Linked DNA regions of Mus musculus: region 1 is linked to region 2. The links are chromatin loops, found by intact Hi-C in ENCODE. Cell type or tissue: heart. All regions are shown on one strand. Links, peaks and the distances in the headings refer to the core of each region. The heading gives the core; the rest is flanking DNA. Region 1 has its middle 22 kb from the start of Gm15942. Region 2 has its middle 91 kb from the start of Gm15942.

Evidence for each region. Hi-C counts contacts between places; a loop is a spot of excess contacts. Peaks named below come from ENCODE experiments on the same cell type or tissue, not always from the same donor. Only the 100,000 strongest peaks of a DNase experiment are listed, where the experiment ranks them.
Region 1: a loop joins it to region 2, with 2.3 times the contacts of the local background. A loop is called at or near these places in 2 of 42 quality-filtered maps.

What each region holds. Positions count from the first base shown.
Region 1 is chr15:37,674,360-37,682,694 of GRCm38, forward strand. It overlaps a transcript of Ncald not described here. Among named protein-coding and RNA genes, the nearest start is that of Gm15942, 22 kb to the right of the region's middle. In heart, for the core only: no CTCF peak of the experiment used is centred there; no DNase peak of the experiment used is centred there; H3K27ac peaks cover 255 bases.
Region 2 is chr15:37,787,084-37,795,418 of GRCm38, forward strand. It overlaps a transcript of Ncald not described here. Among named protein-coding and RNA genes, the nearest start is that of Gm15942, 91 kb to the left of the region's middle. In heart, for the core only: a CTCF peak has its summit at 4,878; DNase peaks (open chromatin) are centred at 4,298 and 4,618; H3K4me3 peaks cover 2,820 bases; H3K27ac peaks cover 2,009 bases; H3K27me3 peaks cover 645 bases.

The sequences.
Region 1 (8,335 bases), core at 104-8,103, 110 kb before region 2:
GCCTGGGTGTTTTTTCATCCTGAATCAGTCTGTCTTTACCTGGGGCCATTCTACCCATTCTTTAACATCTTTAACATCTTTAACAAGCAGAGCATGCCCACTTCTTTATACAGGTACCATGTGACTGTTCCCCTATTGGCCTCCATAACAGATTATCATCTATACTAGGAGGACATGAGGAGCAGGAGTTGGGAAGCTTACATAAATCAAAAACTATGACCCAGTCATCATATACATAATTGTACATTATAATAAAATTATAGTTATCTGTACAGAGACAGGGAGACTTTATATACATTGATGCAGATGATATAAATATATAATGGCTATTATTAGGAGGTTCAGTACCATTTATTCCCAACATTAGTGCCTGTGTACAGAAGTAAAAATAAGTATGTCTTCTTGAAATCCTCTTCCCATTAATTGCATTATTTCAGTTCTCAAGGAAGCAAATTCTAGAATCATCCAGATTGCACAAGGATAAGTGCCTACAAGTCTGAGCATCCTTCCTTCTTTCAGTTTCTTGTCTCAGTCACATGTAGTTTTATTTTCCACGAAAGATTTCAGTAGTGAAGATGATAGAACGGTTGATCTAGCTGAACCTCCACACAACTAAAGCTCATTTTCCAATCTGACATTCCTCATTGTAAAGCTAGTACAGGAAAGACTATCAGAGTCAGTGTTTGGTGGCCCAGAAGAAGTTCTTCAACAGGCAAATGAGCTCCCCAGCTTCCTTTAGGAAGGCACCAAGTTCATCCATGAGGACTTCGCTGGGCTCCAGTCATTTCCCAGCACTCCTACCTCTGACCTTGTCCCTTCACAACTGGGTTTCAGCGCATGCATTTGGGGTAACAGAGATGCAGACCACAGCAGTAGGCTTATCCACAAACCCTTTCAAAGAGGAAGCACCTGAAATATTATTGTTAGAAGACAGAGCTGAGCTTTTGAGAGTTAGTTAGAGGGACAAAGCTCAAAGGATGATGGAAAATAAGAAGCTTTAAACATGAATACCAGGGATAATTGTTTAGTTAAAGTGAATAAGCTGACTGTGAGATGAATTTAAATGTCTTAATTCTGGGTCTTATACCCAGGGTATTCTCACTTAGAATTACCTTCACAATATTTTGATATGAACTATTTTAATCTTATTACTAGAAGTACATGTGACTATTAAAAAATAGAAATAGGGCTGGTGAGAGGGCTCAGTGGGTAAGAGCACCCGACTGCTCTTCCAAAGGTCCGGAGTTCAAATCCCAGCAACCACATGGTGGCTCACAACCATCTGTAACGAAATCTGACGCCCTCTTCTGGTGTGTCTGAAGACAGCTACAGTGTACTTACATATAATAAATAAATAAATCTTTTTTAAAAATTAACAAACTTACTTAAAAAAATAGAAATAGCGATTATGTAAATAACTGCTCCTCAAACATTCAAGTGCTTAAGAACCACTTTCGTTAATCTTTTGAAATGAGGATTTGGCTCATTAAGTCTGAGGTAGGATCTGCAATGCTGCATCTCCTTTTTAAGTTTCATGTTGCCACCCTTCCACCACACTGAGGATCGAGACCTTGTGCACGCTGGGCAAGTGCCCTACTCCTGTGCTGTGTACAACTCAGCCCTCGCTTCTGTATTTCTAATGGGCTTTCTAGGGATGCTGTTTGGGTGGCCCCAGAATGGCTACCGAAGTGAACCGAGATGACAAGCATGGAATAGTGCTAGATCGTGCCTATAACCCCAGCACTGGAGAGACTAAGATGTGATTACCTGTGCTAAACAATGAGTTCTGGGGCAACCTGGCCTACACATGAGATCCTGTCTCAAAAATAAACAAGGGAGAGAAGGAGGCAGGAAAGGTGTTGGGGAGCTGAGGTGTTCACTCCCCCAAATGGCCTTACATCATTCAGCTATGTCTGGAATTGGGATGACACAGCCCTTAGCTCCTTGGTCATTAGCACTCCTTCAGGACCTTTCATTTCACAAGGTTCCTCGGTGGAGCCTGGGTCTGTAGTGTCTGTTCGGTTGCCTCATTCTTGACTGTTTCCATTTTTCCCTGTCACTGTCTCTTTGATTCTTTCTTTCTTTTACAAAAACATTTGTGGTTGAGAAAAGCACACCTTTTTTTCCCTTACCCCAGACCAAGGGATAACCTCTCCTACCATGCTCCTTCCACCATAGGCATGAATTTCCTAGGTGTAAACAAAGTAGACTGTCAAATACCAAAACCTCAGGAAAAGAATAAGATTTGAACTTTCAGTTTGCCTATTAAACTTCAGGTTGTGATTTTTTTTTTATTGGTTTCTTTTGATTCAAGCTTTGTTCTTTTTTGATTGGCATTTTTATCTACAACCAATATTTTCCTTTAATGCAAATGATTCTTTAAATGCTAGAAAACAGGTGTATGATATGGAAATCATGGTGAATATCACTCTTATAATCATTAAAGTAATGCCTCAATTTAAGTCTATTAGAAGGCAATGATCAATACAATAAGTTATATGCCTCTCCAAGGATAAAAGAACCTCAAAAACTGTCACTCTGACGGGACATAGCAGGAAAAGATTGCTATAAGAAACACAAGAAAAAAAAACAACTAAAAAATGGAGGGGGTGGGGGCAGAGGACACGCATGAACTACTTTGCAGCAAGGAATTCCTGGGAGCCTCAGACTATGACTCTATACTCTCACACTTTCCCCCATGTATGGTTTTTTTTTTTGGTTTTTGGTTTTTTGAGACAGGGTTTCTCTGTGTAGCCCTGACTGTCCTGGAACTCACTCTGTAGACCAAGCTGGCCTCAACCTCAGAAATCTGCTTGTCGCTGCCTACCAAGTGCTGGGATTAAAGGCATGCACCACCACTGCCCAGCCACTTTCCCCCATGGATCTGAAATGCTACTCATGAGAAAGATTAAGGACAAAGGGAGAAGTAGAGAATGTGTCTCCCTGTAGTTGGATACAGAAAAGAAACACCATCTTTCCTCTGAACCATTACATGGTGATCCACAGCTTTCAAAAACACTGCAAGGAGAGCAGACTGCCTCCTTAGACCCAGGGTTCCCATGGAATATCCCTGGGAATGGACAAAAGCAAGAGCCTGCTGCCTGCCCAGTGGGAGAACAGGTGTCTATGCATTCACACAAAGGCCACAGAGGAAGGCCTAGGCAACTCTCCAAACACCCATAACAACAAAGCAGAGATCCACCTGCTTTCACATTGACGATGCCCTGTCTCAAAGCCCAAACACAGAAGTCTGCTTAAGAACCAGCCTGGGCCAGAACTGAGGACTTGCCACCACCATCACCACCACAGCTTCTTCCTAAGCAGAGCAATGACACCCCACTGCTACAGAGAAACAGACAGAAATATTCCTCATGCAGAGTAGCTCTAGTGTAGGTCAGCTGGAAGCTAGTGGTGGAGATCAGACACAGGATGGTGGTACACTGGGCCCGACCAGGCAAAGGTAATTACTGCAGTTTTCCACTGGAAGCAGCCATTATAGAAATTATGAGCCTAATTCCACCCAAACTCATTACTCGTGTTGGTAAACTTTAGTGAGACTGACTTGACTGTCACACCATCAGCCAGACAGTACAGTGCCCAGCATCATCTACTGTTCTTCTACAAACACTATCCCACACTTGATGAAAATGACAATATACTTGAAAGAACAGAGGGAAAAAAAGCCAATCAATTGTCAGTATAAAGGACACAATGACTAAGTGTAGATGGCCTGTATACTGGAACACATGGAGACTTCAAAAACAGTCACAATATGTTAAAGGCACAAAGAAAAGCAAGTACCAATGGAGCAGTCTATGCCAGGTTATGCTAGTCTGTGCTACTTAGTGAGTTGTCATGAGAGAGAAATAAAAATGCCTTAGAATTAATAGATCATGAGTTCAAAAAGGGTCTTCAAAGATAAAAAGGAAAAGAATGTGGTATTTCACTCCTCCTCTCTTCTTCTCTTCCTCCCTGTCCTCTCTCTCTCTCTCTATTGTGACAAAACTTACTTAGTTTGTGTAGACTTGAATTCACAACAATCCACTGCCTCAGCCTCCTGAATGCTAGAATCACAGACATGAACTACCATACACAACTGAGTTTCTTCTTTTTGGAATTTTTTTCCTTTTTTATTCTATTAAAATATTTTAAGATATTTTAAATTTTCTTTATTGTTTTTATGTGTATAGGTGTTTTGCATGCATTGTGCATCAATTCATCACAAGCATGTCTGGTACCTTTATGGGCAAGAAGAAGGTATCAGATCTCCTGGAACTGGAGACTGGAGTTATAGAAGATTGTGAGCTGCCATGTAGGTGCTGGGAATAAAAACCAGGTCCTCTGGGAGAGCAGCCAGTGCTTTTAACCACTGAGCCATCTCTCCAGCTCTTAAATACAGTTCATATATAGTGGACTTCCTAATCTTAAGTACTTCGTGACCTCAAGATCTCAGTCTACGAACACTCAACCATTGTTTGAAAAATGAAAAGGAACCAGGCAGAAGCAGGTAGATCACTATGACTGATATTGGTCGACATAGTGAGTTCCAGGACACAAAGAGAGACAGACAGAAAGAGACAAAGGCCATTAGTCTTCTCTGTGACTCTGTTTCCTTATCTGTCTTGCAGACATATAGGGTTAGGTAACATATTTTGCCCAGTGCCCCAGCAGGAAAGAAATGACATGCTTAGATAAGAGCTTTAATGAAGGGGAGTGTTTACAAGGTGTATAAAGGAAGTATTGGTACTTCCTGCTGGAACTTCAATATTCATGATCATCTGGGAACACAATTAAGTTCTGTTATACAGAAAGAAATTATTCTGAAGACCCAAGGAAATCCACCAGAATATGTTTTCCCTCACGTGGTGTGCTTTGTCCATGGTCTCTTCCTTCTGGGTGTGCAGTCATTCTCACTCAGTCACACAGCTTGGATGGCAGTGCCCACTTGCTCTTCCAGAAACAGTTAAGTAAACACATTATAATAAATGATCCTGGTTTTCTCTCACTGAATTACCAATGCAGTGGCATTCTGATATGAGCTAGTCCAGATATTTGAATAAGAAATGTCCTCGTGGGCTCCTGTATCGGAAGACTTGATCACCACTTGGTAGGTACTGTTTGGTAGCATTGTTATAGAACGTTTAGGATGTGAAGGCTTGCTGGAGGAAGGATTCCTGAGGGGCCCACTTCCTGTCCTTTCTCTGCTTCCTGTGTGTGGACGAGAATGTCATCAGCCAGCCTCTAGCTTCTGCCACTGTGCTGTCCTTGCCTGTTGCCACAAAAATCCCCACAGTGGTGGAATCTAACCTTCAGGAAGTCATAAGAAACCCTTTCTTCCTATGTTGCTTTTGTCAGTGTGTTTTATCACAGCAACAGAGAAGGAACTGAACCAGAAAGTGTTGTTCATTTCTTGACAGCCCCAACCACTAACACACACTGTGGTTATCAATTTGACGGGATCTAGAATCACTGGGGAGACATGCTTCTGGACACATCTGTAAAGAGCTGTCTAGATTAGGTCAAATACTCTGGGCATGTCTGAGCAGGACTACCTAGATTAGGTTAAACTTAGCTCATCTGCACAGGGTTATTGTGAGGCTAATTAAGATGAAAAGATCCACCCACTGCAGGCTTCACCCTTCTGTCCACTGAGATCCCAAAGGGATAAAAGATTGAACTAAACCATGCACAGGCATTCACAGATACATTGAGGGTGCTGCCTTAAGCTCTTGCCAGCATGACATTGTCACCATGATGAACTATAACCTGAAGCATGCAGAGAAATAGGCTCTTTCTTCCTCATGTTGCTTTGCTCAGAACATTTTAATCATAGCAAAAAGAAAAGTGGTTGCTATATCCTTTGACTCAGTGCCTTCCACTTTTCTGGAAGCAAGATCTTGCAAGACCAGTCAGTGGTCACCACTTCAAAATCCAGTTCTAATAAAGAATGAAGAAAAGACTCTTGAATTGCAAGCCAGGTCATTTCAAACATAAATGAGAAGATCTAGTTTCATATTTCCATCCCTCACCCTTGCACACACACATGCTAACTCAATACCCTCCCTCATCCTTGTACACACACCAGTCTCACCTGACTCACCAGTCTCCTTCATCCGTGCACATACATCCTGATGAGAATGATGACTCTTTGGAACAGGAGGATGAAGAGAACTACAGGATCCCACAGACAGCATATCTCCCAATCCTTTCCCACAAATCCAAGATGGTAAATGGTAAGTGCCAATGGGTAAGACAAGCCCATCCCTCGTCTTGCTCACACCTCCTTCTAAAGCTCCCATTCCTTCCCTCGAGTGGGCTGCTGCCCCAGCTGTCACTTGTTCGTGAGTGCCTTCTCGCCAGTGCTGACTAAGGCCCACGGACATCTAGAAGTTACTGAACCACACAGGTCCAGGAAAGTATAAGCCTTGTAATTTGAAGATTCAGGGATCTTTTGCGAAGTTTCCCCTGCACACATAACAGCTTCCAAGGGAGCTTGGAGCACCGCCAGCACTGAACGAACTGGCAGCAGTCCCCAACACCTGTTATGTCCTGAATTTAGAGGTGATGCTTGCTATAGAACACGGAGTTTTGCTGGAACCATTATACTGATGTCCAACTAGGAGGAAGGCTATTAGAGAGATGTCATGCTGAGCTGTGAAAGTAGGGAGTCATGCTGGGTTAGAGTGAAAAATCCCTCTGGAAAGAAGCAAAAATTAGTTTCCCTAGAAAAGCACTTGTTGTCTTCCCAATGATTGGGACTAATTCCTAGAGACTCTAACAAGTAAATAAGACTTTGGCAAATAACAGAGGGAGGTTATTTGGAAAATAAAAGAGGAAGGTAGGCCATTCTCTACACAAGTTCATCTGGGGCAGAGAGTTCACTAATTAGCCAACCGAAAGACCGTAACTATGTTGCTTAAACCCTCTTTGTGGATGACATTTTCCCCCACCAGGAGTTTGGGTTAAGATTATTATAGAGGTTCCTTCCAGCTCTCAAAATATGTGACTCTCAAACTGGGAAAAAGACTTTCAAGTTCGGAGTCCAAAGATTAGACATTAAAGGCTGAAGAGCAAATGTCCTGTCATTGCCAGCCAACACGCTTCCCACCCGACAATGAACAGAGAATTCTATGCACTCGCTTGGCCTGATGTCAACTAAGTGCCCGCCCACTCCCACCTCCGCCTTGGATGATGCCATACAGATCAGCTATCCCATGCATTCCAAGACCTCTCAGTCTGCAGTAAAAAGTACTGCCTAAGTGGCCTTTGTAACATTATCCAGTGCTGTTCCTACTGCCCTGTCTGGTTCAGCTGCTGACCCAGCTCAGGACAAGAACGTTACAACTAGATATTTTGTCTAACTCTAACTCCTGTTGAGTCCTTATAAAGAAGAACAAATGCCAGATGTTGACTTGTGGATTTCATGGGAAACCGAATGGGAAGGAAACAGAACGTGGCAAGCTTCACTGTAAGACTTAATTCTTAAAAACAAAACAAAACAACAACAACAAAAAAACACCCTCTAAAAAGGCCAGAAATAACATATTTTCAAATCTAACAAAGCTGAATATCTCTCAAACACATGCAAAAAGTCTGTCATGAGTCATTCCAAGTCAAGCAATCTGTCAGTTGTAAAATGCAAACACTCTTTATAAATAGTTCCCATGCCTCCAATTCCCTCAGTAAATACCATGTTAACATATCAAAGATATTCAGTCAGAACATTATCAACCTCAGGAAACACTAACTAATGGGTTACTTCATAATATCAGGCTAGCTCTCCCATGAGCACTGAGCACTTATGGGGCACACTGACCGTACCATCCCTTGATGGAGTCAGCTTCTCTTCTTCCTGCCTCTTCATCACATAAGACAGAGACCTGCACACCCTGTGATGCTCATCCTGCACCAGCTTTCAGCAAGGGAATTCTGTAGCTTGTGCCTACTGACCAACCCAGTCCCCCACTCTCCATTTGGTTACCATGTCCTTAAGTCAGGTGTACCTTACCTGTGTCCCATGATCCTCCTGTATTTCACAGCAACCGTGAAAGAGACTAACGTATTTGTAAACCACAGTGTCATACTGCAATGTCAAAAGGCACCCTGCCATAGATGCAGCCTTCATCATTCACCAGACATATGCCAGATCTCCCAGACTTCAATGTCTTCAGTGAACTCATCCATCCCTGAAACTTACCTTTTACAAATTCAAGTTTGACAAGCCATTCTCAATCCTACCCACTCAATTGCTTACAGGATAACCTCAGCCTTCAGCCTGGTGACCTCCCTCACGTCTGTGCTGCAGCTTTATGAAAGTGCTTGCAGCGTTCTAGCT
Region 2 (8,335 bases), core at 128-8,127:
ACACAAAATAGTCCACTTAAAGTGATTAAAATGGCAAACTTTATACCATTTATATATTGTCACACTTTTAATGTATTTAAGGAATACTTATTCCTCATTTAGTACACAAGCCATGTTCCTGGGACTACTTCAGCAAATCTTAAACAAAAGCTCTTTGTCCCCACCAAATGAGCTCAGCTCTTATGCTATGCCATTACTGCTGTTATGGTCCAAGCTCTTGTTGATCTGTTCCATGAATTAATTAAAAGGAAGAAGCCATGGTTGCAATAGGAAAGGTCTCCCATAGACTCATAGGTCTGCACTTGGTGAGGCAATTTTGGGAGAATCTTTAAACTTTCTCAGGTGGACCTAGCTAGAGGGAGTGGGGTAGGTCAGTGGGGGCATATTGCGCCCCCCCTGCCCCCCCACTTCCCGCTGCTTCTTATCCCAGTCTCTGTTTTCTAGCCATCATGAGGTGAACAGTCTGTGCCAGCCACTCCAGTTCCCAAAGTTTGTTCCCAAAGCACTAAGCTACAGAGAACCTTCAGAAACTAAGCAAAATATGCACTTCCTCTTTTAGAGTTACCCACAGTAGGTATTTGGTAACAGCCACAAAACGACTAACACAGGAACTCAAGCCAGTTCTGCTGCATCCTGAGAACCTAGCGCAGTGTAGAGCAGGTCCAAACTGCTCTGAATCATCCTTTGAATGCGTGGATGTGAGAAGCCCCCCCACCCCCCGCCACACACACGCACACACACAGAGAGAGAGAGAGAGAGAGAGAGAGACCTGTGTCTTCCTTTTCCCTCTTTTCTCCAACCCGGAGATGCTTTTAACTTCTCAAAGTTATGGAGTTGTCTTTTTGGAAACAGAGAATCGAGCCCTAGTAACCCCCCTTTAACCATCCTGTTCACGAGTAATACGTGTGTATATCTAAGTGCGTACATTGTGATTCTTCAGTCCCAAATTCCACTTATTATAAGCCATGTGACCTTTTTAAGTTTTTTAATTCTCCAAAGCCTGGTCCTCTCATCTGGAATGTAGATGTGCCACCAGAAGTCTACAGAACATCTGTTTCACAACCCACAATTAAAGGGCCTGTCTCCTGATGGCATCAGGTTTCTGCAAGAGAAGTAGCCTTGCTCCTCAGCCTGTGGCTCAGGAGTTAAAAGATCTAAGATGCAACAATGAGCTGGAGCGAGCCACTGTGAGCAATGTCAAGGTAGAGGCTCCCTCTTCCTGCCTGATGTACAAAACCCAGACCATGTAAAGGTTAGTGCCCCCCAGATAGCCTACAGTAAGAAGGAGCCCAAAATGCCACCAACTCCAAGAGGGCAAACCAAGATGAGCAAGAGGGCAGGTTCTGCTAACGATGCTTGAGTCACAATTCCAGTTCCAAGGGGGTCTGACTCATGTGTGTTGCATATACACACGCAGGCAAACATCCACACAAATAAAATAAAATAAAATAAAATAAAATAAAATAGAAAAATTGTCTGCGTTGGGGAGTTCCTAACACAACAGACTTGAATTCTACTTGAAATAAGGTTTTCTGGGGCTGGAGAGATGACTCAAGGGTTAAGAACCCTTGTTGCTCCTGCAGAGGACCCAGGTTTGATTCCCACGATCACATGTTATAGCTCCAGTTGCAGGAAATCCAATGCCTTCTTTGACTTGTCCATGCACCAGCACACACATACATGCAGGCAAAACATTCATACACACAGGATAAAGTCAATTCGTCTAAAGAAAAAAATTGTTTCCTAGAGGGAAAAAGTTACTACAAATATTATACTCTAGGCAAAGCACACAGAGCTCACAGAAAATGTGTTGTCTGCGTGGTGGTTTATCATCACAGTGGAAAGTTCCTGCTTTCTTTTATGGGTCCCTTCTGTCCCTGAATTCTGCCTTCACTGTCCTCCAATGAGAGTCTCTAGGATAGGAAGAATGAGGACAAAAGCTGTCACCACCTCCAAATCCCATACCCTGACAGACATCACTAATTGACCACAGCCTCCTCTCCTGCTGAGCCTGGCCCCAGCTTTCTAAGCAGCCACTACCAATCAATCAGAGATGACATGTAAAATGAAACCCACTTGTGTGGCTCCAGCCTAGGGGCTGGCTAGGTTTTTCTATAAAGAAGGAAGTCTGTATTGCACATTCTTATTTCTGTTTTTGTTTCATTCGTAGTCCTTTAAAACAGGGAAAGGCAGGCTCTTCCCTCAAACCTGCTTGCTAAGCCTTGAAGCCAGCCTGAAGGCCTGTGGAGAGCAAGGTACCATCTTAGCTTACTGCAGGCTCCTTGGGGCAGCTGCAGAGTGCTCAGAAATGGAAGCTCTGAGACATATCCTAAGCACTCAGCAAATTGCCTGAAACGTGACATCAATGACAGGTTTCTTACTCTCATCAGACCCTCGGAAACCCACGCCAGAAGGAAGTGATAACCCAAGGAAGGGCCAGAGAGTCAGGCTGGCCCTGACCTTTCTTATCCCCTGAACTTGATAGGTATTCTTCCACCCTGTAGCCAAGCTTGAGGAAAAGCTAAGGGAAGAGGAGTTAGGATTTTCTCCACTGCTCATCTGCCTCTAACAACTGGAAGAGTGCATCTGAGCTTGGACCAGTAGCTCTTATCTATGAACCCAGAGTGTACTATATGGGAGCAGGGGTCTGCAGCTTAGCCTCAGCTACAGAGCAGGCTGGGGCTAGGGCTGCTTAAGATCCTGTCTCAAAAATATTGGGAGAAAAAGGACAGGTGTGAAAACTAAGGTGAAATGCCCGGCTTGCGACTCCCCCGCACTCTCTGATGCTTTTCTTATAATGAATTAAGGACAAAGACTTGCTTGGTCCTCCTTATACTCTCCGTGTTCAATTCTGGCTTGAGAGAAAGCGACTAGATTTTGCTTAACTTATTCATTCAGTGAATACCTGGCTAAACCCCAAATCTCTTTTCCCAGTCCTAGCAGGAAGATTCATCCATAGGTCACTATGCAGGGTGATTCTGTGCCTGTGTACCTATGCCTAGGATGCTACAGCAGCGTGAAAAGGAACAGCCACCTGGAAGGGCAGTATCCAGCGCCTGCTGACTGCAGTGGGTAGCATCTGGATAGGAAGTAGATACAAGAGTTGACAGGAAGGAGGGGGCTGACAGGTGCTCCTGCTAATGGGGGTGGGGTGCTGCCTGAGAAAGGCTTGGTGAGATTAGGACAGCGTTGCATGTGTTCTTGAAGTCTGGGTTTTATCTGGAAAGCTTCTGACAAGCCTTCAAAGGAAGTCAGCCAGAGGGACTAGCTTAGATTTTTGTTTTCAGAATGATTGTCCACAGGATGTAGAATGAACTGGAACAAGAAGGTTTTGATTGGGAGCGGTAAGCCAGCTGGAATGTAACCGCAGCAATTCAGGCAAGAAGGAAATCAATCAACAACCACAAAAATAGGAAAGGGTCACATTCACTTGGTTCTACCTATACCCAGCTTGATGGATCTGAGGGCCACATCCAATTTGTGTAGCATCCCTGAGGTAAGTTTGATACCTACCAGCAGCATCCTTCTCGCTCCAGGAACCACAGGAGAGGTGAAGGCGGCCAGCTCATAAGAGCTGTTCTGATCTGAGCCAGAACTCAAATATAACATCTGGCTGCAAAACCCTTGCTGGGTATGTCCACAGCTGTGTTGGCTTGCGTATCTGGATATTGAGTTACAGCTTCTCTACCCCACCCCACTACACTACACTCCGCGTCTGTGTGCGTCCCTCCCCCTCTCACCTTTCTCTCCACCACATATGCCCCTCCTTTGCAGTCCCTGGCATCATTGCCTTGGGCATGAAACTCAAGCATCTCCCAGTTGGAGTAAAAAACTTCACAAGCCTTGCCAATTCGGCCTAACCAAACTCGGCCAGCAACCCAGCTCCCGGTTAACACAGTGCCCTATGACTGTTCTTTTCAATTAGTCAGAATCAGGAAAACTTTGAGCAAAGGCTTCTGTGGTTTCCTTCTCAGAGAGCTGAATTTGGCACCTCGGCTTCTGTGTTTCATACTAGTCCACTGAAGACTTGAACCTGCATCTTCAGTTGGGGGGCTGTCCTTTAGGAACACAGGCAGACTAGCCTGCAGCCTCGGACAGATTCACCCGCAGGAAGAGCATATGAAGTCTTCCTCCATCCTCCCCACCTCCTCAATCCGCCCCCTTCTCTGCACGAAAGTTACAGAAAGCATTTGCAGCGAGAAACTTGTGTATTGTTTCCTGCGGACAGGGAGACCTCCTGCCCCTCCCGGGCTGATACAACCCACTTTGCACATCCTGCTTCTCCGAAGCTAAAAATAAATCCGGTATGCACTGAAAACTCTCCACGTCTCCCTAGCACACACTTCCCCCGCCCCGCGAGGTTCCAGACACGAGAATCTTTCTCTTTAAAACGCAGCGGATTTCTGCCGCAGGTTCCAGCAGCACCTTCGGCGGCCCTTAGCCCCCTCCCCAGCCACCCACCTCCCCCACGGGCTTCCTGCAGCTTTTCACTGTGGACTCTGCAGGCCCGGGCCGGTACCGACGTCCCTGACCCGGGGAGAGCATGCTCCGGACATTCCCCGACCGCCAGGCTCGCCGACGCCCCCTTTCGAGCTAGCGCGCCTCGCCGGGTCCCTAGCAAAGTTGCTGTCTCCTCTCTAGCCACCAGCCTGGGGCGTATCGGTTTAAAGCTTGTTGGTCCCTGCAAGGCGCCGGCGTGGGGTTGTGGGGGAGGGCAGGGAAATTGACAAGGTGGGTGGCACTGGGGAGGAGCTGCAAGGACCGGGTTCTGGGGGGCCCCGCGATCCCCGCCATCCTGGGCTCGCGCCTCACCGAGAGCTCTTCTCCCCCTGCCGCCGCTCCCGGCTCGGGTCCCGCTGCTAACCCGCCCAGCTGCGGCTCCCGCTCCCTGCTAGAGGAGGGAAGGCGCTGCGACTCACCGCCAGGGCCGCTCCCAGCGTCTGTGTCGCCGCGGGCGAGGCGGCGGCGCCTTTCCTCCTCCCGCCTCCCCCTGGACAGCTCGCCGCAGCCGCGCCCCCCTCCCCAGCCTCGCTCGCTGACCGCTCCCCACCGTGGACGTGGCCTCTCCGTGCGATGTGGCTCGGCTGCTTCTGTCGGGGTGAGGGGACCAGCCGAAGCTGGGATGCACAGGTGCAGGGGCAGCCCCGCCTTGTACTGCTGCAGCCGCTGGCCTCAGCCGGGTTCCCTCGGATCCTAGCCCACCGCAAGCTTCAGCCAAGCAGTGCCCAGTGGGTGTTATCTGTGTGCTGTTAACGTCAGATTCAACTTAGAATTATTCCCCATGCTTTCATTGCGAGACCTGGCGTTCCTGTCACCTCTCAGTTATTCAAGGGATCCTCGAGAGCCTTTTAAAAAGCACCCCCCAATCCCACCCCGCAAAAAACCCTCTCTTGCACCAATAGGTCTACGATGAGGTGGGAAGCCTCCTCTTTTTTACTGGCCTATTCTCTTCTCAGCGCTTTCTGTCAAGGGATGGCTTAGCAAGGACTCGCTCAGGAAAGATGGACAGCAAAGGGGCGTGTTTCTTACACTATTCCTCCCTGCAGAATGTCACCAAACTCTGTCCCTGGTGAAGATAGTGAGAAGCAAATGTCTTGTCAATGCAATCATCCAGTGTTTATCAGGTGTCTTCTTGCTGTGTTGGCCACTCATGACCTCGGAAAAGCCACTTTAACTTTTTTTGTTGGTTAACCCAGGTGACGTTTCATCAATTAAAAAAAAAAAACAAAACAAAACAAAAAAACCAAAATCCTTCTTATTTAAAAATAACAAAGCAGTAAAGAAACGGTGCTTGGGTCATGCGTGTTAGCAAGATTCCTGGCCTTGCGTGTTGGCAAGATTCCTTCATAAGATGATCAGAGAAATGGCATTACCAGCCGAGGAGATAACTCCAGCAAAGTACTCGCTAGACAAGCATGGCCACCTCAGAGATCCACCACCAGAACCTATGTAAAACTGCCTGGTGAGGTGGTATGGGTTTGTTAACACCAGAGCTGGGAGGTAGAGACAGGCACCTTCCTGGGGCTCCCTGACCAGCTAACCCCACCAGGCGAATGAGAGACCCTGTCTCAAAACAGCCAGGTGCACAGTGACTGATGAAAGAGACTCAGGGGTGACCTCTAGCTCCCCTCACCACACCCACAGCCCCGCCCCCGTCCCGTCCCCGCCCCCCCCCCCCCCCCCAAGCGCGCAGAGACAGAGACTTTTAGATCCTTGCAGTCGCTTATGCCAAAGGGTTCATCTAACTGAAATCACTCTTCCCTAGGTCTAATTTGACTGAAGAGCAAATTGAAATTCAGAATTTTGCCTAAAGTAGATTCAAAGATTAGCCCAGCATTTTAGGCAAGCTCTGGAGTTACCTGGGGAGTTATGTCTTTGTTTGTTTATGTATTTAAGCGCTAGCCCCGGACCCTCTCCCGAGGGATTCAGACTTGTAGCTCAGGGGTGTGACCTAACAAGGATCTGTTTTACAAAAGCCCCCAGAGAGTCTGTGGTACATATGGTATTGGAAGTTACCATAGGTTTAGCCTGAGACAACTCCAAAACACAGTTTTGAGGCCAGAAAAGATCTCAGCTGCTATTGCAAACTCAAAGGTCCCTAGAGATGAACGTAGGTGACGAATCAGTGACCTATTGTGGGTTTACAGAGGCAAATGGGAATGGGGGATTGCTGTGATCTCAGTGCCTCCTCCCACATTCCATACCAACCACAGTTGCGCAGTGTGGCAGTTTGGGAGGTACTTCCCAGTGGGAGGGGTAGGGTTGGGGCCAGTGAGTTTCAGATCTCTGGAGCCCTGGCTAGTTACTGTCATGTCAGCCTGGCTAAAAGCCCAGTTAGCCCTAGTGTGTGTTTTTTCCCAGGGTGCTATTTGCCCTTCCATGTTTCCTACCATAAGTTGAAGGCACACGTGGCCCTCACCAGATGCAGTTGTTGCAACTTAGACTTTCCAACTGCCAGAACCATGAGCCAAGATAAACCCTTTTCTTTATAAATTACTCAGCCTCTGGTATTCTGCTATGGCAACGGAAACAAACTAAAGCAAGGATCCGTGGCTCTGAAGAGGGCAGCCTCATTTTTCCGCGTGAGACATGCATGTCTGGTACAGCCATCATTTTTTTTTTCAATTTATTTTTGTTTAGGTTAATTTTTTTTCCCCAGAGAAGTCAGAAGTTCATTGTTTAATGTGTGTTTTTTTCTCTAATTTTAAAATAATAACTAATTTCAAGATATTTTCAGGCTATGTAAGCAAAAAGAAGGGTTTGTAGGCTACAGAATGCTCCAGCCATCAGTTTCTCGTCCGTGGTACCCGTGTTCTCAGTAAACAGCGGAAGAGCAATGGAAGGAGGCTGTGATGAAAGTGGCTGTTCCTCTAGCAGAGAGCTTTTATCCACTTTGTAATTATTTAATGGGCTTGACTTTCAAAAAAAAAAAGCTTTATTGAGATGCAAATGTGTTAGTCTCTCCTTATTTGATGTTTTGCTTCCTGCTCCATTTATTCGAAGTCAACCCAGTCCTAAGTTTTTAGATGCATACTGTTTTGCAGACCAAGATGAACTCACACACCATCCTGCCCAGGATATGGACCTTTGTATCCACACTGGCATACAGCACTCACCAGTCACTCACTGTCAGACCCATTTACCAGTCGGCCTCTTCAGTATCTCCGTGCCTGTGTGATCCTTCCTTTATTTACTAATGGCCCCAAAGTTCAGGAGGTTTGAGGGGTAGAAAAATAATTAATTAATTATTCTCAGCAGCGTGATTTTCTACCCACTCAAGTGGCTTGTGTTCCTGAAAGAAACACACACACACAACCTTTATATTTTAATATGCCTTAAACAGCACAATAGCTGGGCATTGCCTAACCTCTATACTGTTAATATACTTCCCACCAATAATTCTGAGTTATTACTTACTAATCCTGTGTTCTATCTTGGCTGCTCTAAACCCAGTTGGGCACCCTCTGGGCCTCACTCTCCGGGCTCCTTCACGTGGTGGCCATGCCTCTGTCCTGCACTAAGCTTTCCTGGCTCCTTCACGTGGTATAAGACTCTGGGGAGCCTTAACTTACCAGGGACCCCCTGAGTGAACCACGTGGAGCTGGGATTGATGCAAAAAGCAAGAGGAATTTATTATTCCGGTGCACTCGGGTCCTCCCAGACCCCCAGACCCAAAGGGGCGGCGGCGACCCCCAGTACCAGTTCAGCGAGTTTTTATATGGTTTCTAGGGGCAGAATAGAGTATCAGCAACTAGGCGCAATATGATTGGTGGAACAGTGCACCCTTTAAACTGATTGGTTTTTGTTTGGTTTGGTTTGGTTTGGTTTGGTTTGG